Regions from separate parts of the Homo sapiens genome. Here all the other regions are linked to region 1. A link is an interaction called in ENCODE POLR2A ChIA-PET data of the cell type or tissue named here. Cell type or tissue: PC-9. All regions are shown on one strand.

Region 1 (2,500 bases):
TTCACATAATGACTTATATTCCTTTGGGTAGATTCCTGGTAGTGGGATTGCTGGATCAAATGGTAGTTCTCCTTTTAGTTCTTTAATGGTAGATCTACTTTTAGTTTTTCTTTTTTGTTTTGTTTTTTGTTTTGAGACAGTCTCGCTCTGTCGCCAGGCTGGAGTGCAATGGCGCGATCTCGGCTCACTGCAACCTCCGCCTCCCAGGTTCAAGTGATTCTCCTGCCTCAGCCTCCCGAGTAGCTGGGACTACAGGCGTGCACCACCATGCCCAGTTAATTTTTGTATTTTTAGTAGAGACAGGGTTTCACCATGTTGGCCAGGATGGTCTCGATCTGTTGACCTCGTGATCTGCCTGCCTTGGCCTCCCAAAGTGCTGAGATTACAGGCGTGAGCCACTGTGCCCGGCCTACTTTTAGTTTTTAGTGCTTGTCTGTTTGGATCATCACACATTACTTGCTCCCTGCTGCCAGGCCTCAGTCTGCGCTACACCCATATACTACTTATTTTCTAGACTTCCAAAGTGCTGGGCACCACCCAGTCCTCTGCCAGGCACGGTCCTCTCTGCAGGTGATCCGCTGCCTGTGTGGGGGTCTCCTCCCTCCAAGCAACCATTTTCACCCACAGGCATGTCTCAACTCCAGGTGCAGACCCCTCCCTGACTGTCCTGTTCCATCAACTCCGGTTCTGTTAAAAGGATGTGAACTTTACAGACTTCCCAGCAAGGCAGCTCCTTGGAGGCAGAGACCTCATTTGGAATACGCTCAACTATATTAAAATGTGATTTTGCTCAACCATATGAAACACTCAGTTGTTAGGACAAAAAAAAAAAAAAACCCTGCTTTTCACATTCCCATTTTACCTCTACAATGTATCATTTCATCAAACACCAATTCACAAATGGAACTTACATAGCTCGTTAACTACAGTGTTTTATTCTCTTATGAAAATATGTCAGAAAGATTTGAGAGTCTGGGACTGTGGTGAAGCCCCCATCAGCCCGGGCATATGGTGGGGGAGGTCAGGAACATTTTCTTCCAGCTCTCTTCAGACAGCAGCCAGACAGTTTTCAGCGCCTTTTTTTTTTTACCGTTTTGGTGACTCATTTCCTCACTTGAGACACAGAAATATGAATGCAGTGTCAACCAACCATAAAGGAGTGTTACGAGAGTTCTGGTCATGGAGTAATCATAATTGTATTTGGTATATGATTTGACCGTATTTATTCATAATATAATACTCTAGGGTTTGAACATCTTATTTTTGGTTCTGCTGTGAACTATATAGAACGTGATGGAAAATCACTCCCTGCACATTACCCTGGGCTGCAGTGTCCATAAAAGGCGATATGCTGGCTCAAGAAATTGAAATTGAATGATTTCATAACCAACCTGTGAGCCTCGCTTCCTCCTTCACATATGAAAGCACGTTGGCACAGAGGGGAGAAAATTTTTTTTTCATATGTTTCCACCTCACAGCTCCTTTTCTAGGTCTCCTAGTTGGAAAGACATTGATTTCTACGTGGGAAGACTTTTGCACCTGCAAGAATCCTTCACGGTCATATAGTGTCACCTCTCTCCCAAGGCAGAAATCCCATCTGCAATATTGATCAATGACCTGTCAAGGATGAATTAATTGAGTGCCTACTATGTGCTAGCTAGGCATTGTGCTGAGCCTCACACAATGGCAGACCCTGAGATAAGAATTCAAGTGCCAGGAATTTGAGAAAGGGTCCCGGAAAACACTGGAAATAGTGGACATGAGACAGAGAAGACAAGAAAGCCAATAAAGGATGCACATTATCAAGCAAATTACCACCATGGGCAGATAGAGCTCGATCCCACTAGAGAATTCTGAAAACCAAGACTCAGAATTCATCCAACCAAGGGGCCAGGGATCTGGGGTATTAATCCACCAATTCTCCATCTGTCATGGGTTCAGGCTGCTTTCAGGGGAATGAAATTTCCAGCATGTCTGGCTTCTCCATGCATGGGCACAGTGTGTTTTCAAGGTCAGAAAAAAAAAGGCTTTGAGTGGAGATTTTCAGGGGTCAGCTATAAGTAGAAGTGAATGCCAGTGGGAGGTGGGGCCACTGATACCATCTGCTACATTCAGGAAGACAGAGAATTAAGCTCTTCTCCCTACTTTTGATCTGAAGGAGCAAACGGGGACATTTGCTCCTTGAATCCAGTGGAATCCAAGGGGAAAGCCCTGGAGCAATGGAGGTGATGAGTTTGAACGAAGATGTACAAAACCTGAGTTAACTGAGCGTGCAGATGAGCAGAGAGAAGAAAAATGGCTCTAGATGACATCAGGCCATGACTAGTCATCAGTTGCCACATGAGGTTTTCAGGAATGACATGGAAATACCAGCTTTCCACAGCTGTCTGGCTCTCCCCAGGGAAATGGGAAACCCTGGTACAGAGTCGAACCTTGGGCAAAAGGGTTGGAAGGAAGCAGGTGATCTGGGCAGAGCTGCCAGCTCTTCCTCCTTCCCTGG
Region 2 (2,500 bases), 210 kb before region 1:
AGTCCAAATGCCTGCAGAGAGTCCTGTGGGACTCAGAAAAGCACAGGGACTAGAGCAAGCTTGTTCAACCTGAGGCCTGTGGGCCACATGTGGCCCAGGACAGCTTTCAATGTGGTCCAACACAAATTCATAAACTTTCTTAAAACATTACAAGGTTGGGCGCAGTGGCTCACACCTGTCATCCCTGCACTTTGGGAGGCCAAGGCGGGCGGATCACAAGAGGTCAGGAGTTTGAGACCAGCCTGGCCAACATGGTAAAAACCCGTCTCTACTAAAAATACAAAAATTAGCCGGGCGTGGTGGCACACACCTGTGGTCCCAGCTACTCAGGAGGCTGAAGCACAAGAATCGCTTGAACCTGGGTGGTGGAGGTTACAGTAAGTCGAGATTGTGCCGCTGCACTCCAGCCTGGGCGACACAGTGAGACTCTGTCTCAAAAAAAAAAAAAAAAAAAAAAAAAAAAGAAAAAAAGAAAAAAAGTTAGGAGATTTTTTTGCAATTTTTTTAAAGCTCATCAGCTATCTTCAGTGTTAGTGTATATTATGTGTGGCCCAAGACAATTCTTCTTCCAATGTGTCACAGAAGAGTTCAAAAGACTAGATACCCCTGGACTAGAGGGTCTAGGCCCTGTGGAAGGAGGAGAGAAGTAGAGGGTTACTTAAGTCTGGGTAAGAGGCACCCCAGTTCCTCCTCATGCTCCATGTACCCTTTCTCCCCTCCACAGAGAGAAGGGAAAAGCTGTGTAGGGCATGAACCAAGGAGGGTCCATGTGGGTTGGGAAGGCCAAGGCCTCTGCACAGGCAGATTATGTGCATCTCATGCGGCTGTCAGCATAGGGGTTCCAGAAGAAGACAACAGAGGGAATATGGGGGAAAGGATATTATATTTAAAGAGATAAACAGCTGAGAGTTTTCTAGAATAAAGAAAGAATATAAATCCTTAGGATGAAAGGGCAAGAGTCCCTAAAAGAATGCTAAAACGAAATTTACATCTAGATCCACTGTGGTGAAACAAAAGAAAGAAATCCTTAAAAGCAACCAGGGATAAAATACAGACTGTTTAGAAAGAAAAAATAAACTGTTAGCAAATAACAGCAAGAAAAACTGTAAGATAATTGGGAATAAATAAATAATATATATATAAGGCCTTGACAGAAAAAAAAGAAAAAGATAATAAGGGATATTTTTTCAAAACCAACCCTAGTGATAATAAAGATACCAGTTCCATGAATAGGAAGATGCAAAACTTTTAAGATACCAATTTTCATCAAATTAATACATAAATTAAATATCATTCAAAATAAAATCTTAACAGGGTGTTTTGTTGGAATGTAAATGCCAAGCCTCAAATTCATGCGGAATATTTAAGGTTTGCATTTTAAAAACACCATGTTGGGAGAAAGAAGCCAGACCCAAAGCCTGAAAACACGATTCCACTTCTGTGAATGAATGAACCTAAACCACACACTAAGCAGTAAAACGAGACAGGAAAGCGCAAAGATGATGACTATGTGTGCTAGGAGGGGTCACAGAAGGGAGGGAGAAAGAAGGGGAAGGGGTCACAGGAGGGAGGTGGGAAGGAGGAAGAGAGGTGGGAAGGAAGGGGGGCACCATGGGCTGCGGGGCTGGCCAGGCATGGTCTGTACCTGCATGGTGGATTATGGGTATATTTGCTTTATAGTGATTTGCAAGGCTTTGTGACAGTTAGTTTGTGTTGTATATCACAATTAAGAGTTAAAAGACAAAGAAATAAAAAACCCAGAAAAGGCAAGGCAATTTTAAAGAAACGTAAGTCCTATCAGATTTCAAGACATACTATAAAGTTTGGCTACCTAAAACAGTGTGGTCTTTATCTAGGGTTACTTAAATAGACCAAGAGAACAAGAGCCTAGAAATAGGATCCTCAGTGTAAGGGCACCTGGTATTCAGCAGACATGGGTAAATTGGGAGGGAAGGGGCACATGGGCTATACACAAGGAAGAGACAGAACAGGGCCCCTTCCTGACACCAAACGTAAACTTGCAATGGAATAAGAACTCAAATAGAATTCATGAAATTGTAAATCTTTCTGCACAAAATACAGAAGGAATACCTTTTTGGCACTGGGGTGGCAAAATATTTTAAATTAAGAAACATAAGGTACAAACTAGAAAAGAAAACACACACTGGTCTACTTTACAATTTAAAAGCTGTAGTATGCCAAAAGCTACCATAAATGAAATGAAAACACAAGAGGCCTGAAGAAAGTATTCAGAATTCATACAGCCAACCAAGGCAGCATTCAGAACATATCAAGAAACCCTAGGAATGTGTAAGAAAGAGCCCAGTTTTAAAAGCATATGAAAAGGTAATTTCAGAAGAGAAAACTCAAATGGCTGACAAACTCATGAAAAGATGTTTATCCTCACTTGTTTTTAGGACTCTGAAATCTAAAATGAGCAATCTTAAATACAGCAACTGGCAAAAATGTAAAGCTCCTCTAACATCCAGTTTTATCTCTT
Region 3 (2,500 bases), 230 kb before region 1:
AGCCTATTACTTGCTAACATAAATATAGATTTTTGAAATAAAAAATAACCATGTTTTCCCAAACAGAATTACTGAGAAGAGTGGCACTGTTTTCCATTTTTGCAAATCTCTTTAATGTCTGACTTACTAGAAGGTTGCTGGATTCTCCCATCTGCTTCTGCATTCGATTTTGTTCTGTTACTCTGGTTTTTGAAGTACATGAAGCAAATCCAGCCACATAGATACACAGTTAGAAAAGAAAGGGAGAGTACATTAAGGGCCTTTTCGGATGACTACAGACATCCTCCCCTTTGATGCTACTCAATGCATCCCTGTTGCTTTCAGAATCCGACAGAAATTTCTTACCTGGGCTTACCAGACTCCTGTCTGCCACTGGAGTCACTTTCTCACAACACCGCCCTCACATTCTCTACTCCTGCTGGGGAGCCTGCTCTCACCACCCTGTACTCCTCTGCGTGCTCTCACACCTCACCATCCCTTCCCCAGGACAGCTCTCAGCACATCCCATTTCACTTGCAGGCTAACCGGCCTGAATCTCACAACAGCCTATTAGCTCCACGGGGACTGTGATTCTCCATCTTGTCCTGTTTGTAGACCTGGCCTCCTGTACGACCTGGCATATGCAAGCACTCAAGAAACAGTTGCAAAATGGATAACTGAATGGACAAAGACATAGTGAGGCATATTGCTGAGTTAAGGCGTATGGGGTTTTCTTAGCCAAGACTGTAGTTAGTTGGGATATGAAGACCCAGGTGATGGGTTACTAATGAAGGCGGGGTGGAAGGGGTGAGAGGGGTTAAAGCAAGGAGGCTCCCAAAGGACATGCTTGATACCTACATTCTTCATGGACATAGCATCCTCTTCTAATACAAGAACCAGGAGTTACAAAGAAGCAATGCTGGGAAACTGGTGAAACCACAAATGGCAGCTCCTCATAGAAGACAGTTATTTGCAATTCCCTGTGCTCTGTGGAAGCTGCAGCTTTTGGTGTAAGTATGAATATGCTTACACTTAGTTTTACTCATTTGCCTTCTATGCGTAGTGCGCTGTCCTGGGGCCAGATAAGGAGGCTGTGACACAGAGAAATGACTAATTTCCTATGGCCCTGAAAAGAGTTTGGCTGAGATAACAAAACAAACGTACATTAAAAACTAAACAAGAAGCACTTCAGGACTGAACGAGAGGCATCTTGTTAGACTTAAAACTGTAGTCACGTGTCGCTTAACAACAGGGCTTCATTCTGAGAAATGTGCTGTTGGGTGACTTTGTTGCTGTGTACTTACAGAAACCTAGATGTGATCGCCTACTACACACCAAGGCTGCTTGGTGTAGCCTATGGCGACCAGGCTACAAACCTGTACAGCAAGTCACTGTGCTGAATACTGGAGGCAGCTGTAACACAATGGTAGTTGTGTATCTAAACATAGAAAAGACATAGCAAAAATATGGCATCATAATCTTATGAGACCACTGTCATACATGCAATCTGTCATTGACCAAAACATATTGTTATGTGGTGCATGACTACAAGAGTGAGCACAATACAGAGAGAAAAGACACCACAGAGGCTGCTGTCCTCAGCAAAAGCTTTGTGGCAAAACTGGGGAAAAACCAAACAAAGCCCAAAAAAAGAAAACCAAACAAAGCCCACCACCAGAACCACACACAAACTGGCAACACATTCACCACTTGGATAAGAGATGGGGCAACGCGAGGCCCAGAAGAAACCATGCTGCATATTTGAAAGCCTTGGTTCCTTGGTAAAGTCTTAAAAATAGGAACCTTAGAAAACTCAGAAGACTGAATCTAACCCTGTCATGTGAAGTGCCACCCATGATCTTTGTGTCGTGCTATAAAAACAGTGTATTGTATCTTTCTGTGCTGCTTAGCAGTAGTCTCAGTAGGTATTGGAAAAAATAATAAACTAGAGGGAAAGGAGATGATCGCTTGAACAAAGTCCCAGGCTAGTTTTGCAGCTCTCGGTTTCACTTTTCCTTTGTGGTTTCTCACAGTGACCAGTGTTGATGGATGAGATACTTCAAACAGTACTATTTCTTCTAGGCAGAACAGAAGGCAGTTTCCATGGCAATACGATCAGGAGACACAATACATCCTGTTGCTCAGTTTTGAGAACCTTTTGGCTTAGGGGACAGAAGTTTCCAACTATCGGCTGCCCTCTGCCCCGTCTCTTCTTCCTCTGTCTTGCTCTAGTCGGCTGGAGTCCCAAAGGCCACACGCCTTGCCTGTGCATTCCATGCAGGGGCTAAAAGGGTCAGGGCCACAGCTGGTGTTCCAGGGACTGATTGGGGATGGCAATGAGGACAGAAGGTGCAAAGACATCTACAGAGTACATCGGGAAGCTCCAGCACAGCTTAGGATGCAACCCAACAGCCCCTGCAAGGGATGCTTCTACTGTGTACAGTCTGACAGACATGTGTCCCAAGTCTTGTTTACTTTAATGACATTTCTTTTCAGAGGCCTGACATACCTAGCACAGCTG

Evidence for each region. Peaks named below come from ENCODE experiments on the same cell type or tissue, not always from the same donor. Only the 100,000 strongest peaks of a DNase experiment are listed, where the experiment ranks them.
Region 2: POLR2A ChIA-PET joins it to region 1 with 6 read pairs; 2 of 35 experiments call an interaction of 5 or more read pairs at or near these places.
Region 3: POLR2A ChIA-PET joins it to region 1 with 5 read pairs; 2 of 35 experiments call an interaction of 5 or more read pairs at or near these places.

Annotation. Positions count from the first base shown.
Region 1 is chr13:99,123,750-99,126,249 of GRCh38, reverse strand. No RefSeq gene overlaps it. Among named protein-coding and RNA genes, the nearest start is that of DOCK9-DT, 38 kb to the right of the region's middle. RefSeq lists an enhancer at 1,082-1,181. In PC-9, no CTCF peak of the experiment used is centred here; a DNase peak (open chromatin) is centred at 1,119; H3K4me3 peaks cover 538 bases.
Region 2 is chr13:99,336,011-99,338,510 of GRCh38, reverse strand. The region is part of intron 6 of UBAC2 (UBA domain containing 2); the gene reads right to left. Among named protein-coding and RNA genes, the nearest start is that of FKSG29, 14 kb to the left of the region's middle. In PC-9, no CTCF peak of the experiment used is centred here; no DNase peak of the experiment used is centred here.
Region 3 is chr13:99,356,051-99,358,550 of GRCh38, reverse strand. The region is part of intron 7 of UBAC2 (UBA domain containing 2); the gene reads right to left. It overlaps MIR623 (microRNA 623), which reads right to left and starts at 2,420; the gene lies at 2,323-2,420. RefSeq lists an enhancer at 2,154-2,393. In PC-9, no CTCF peak of the experiment used is centred here; no DNase peak of the experiment used is centred here.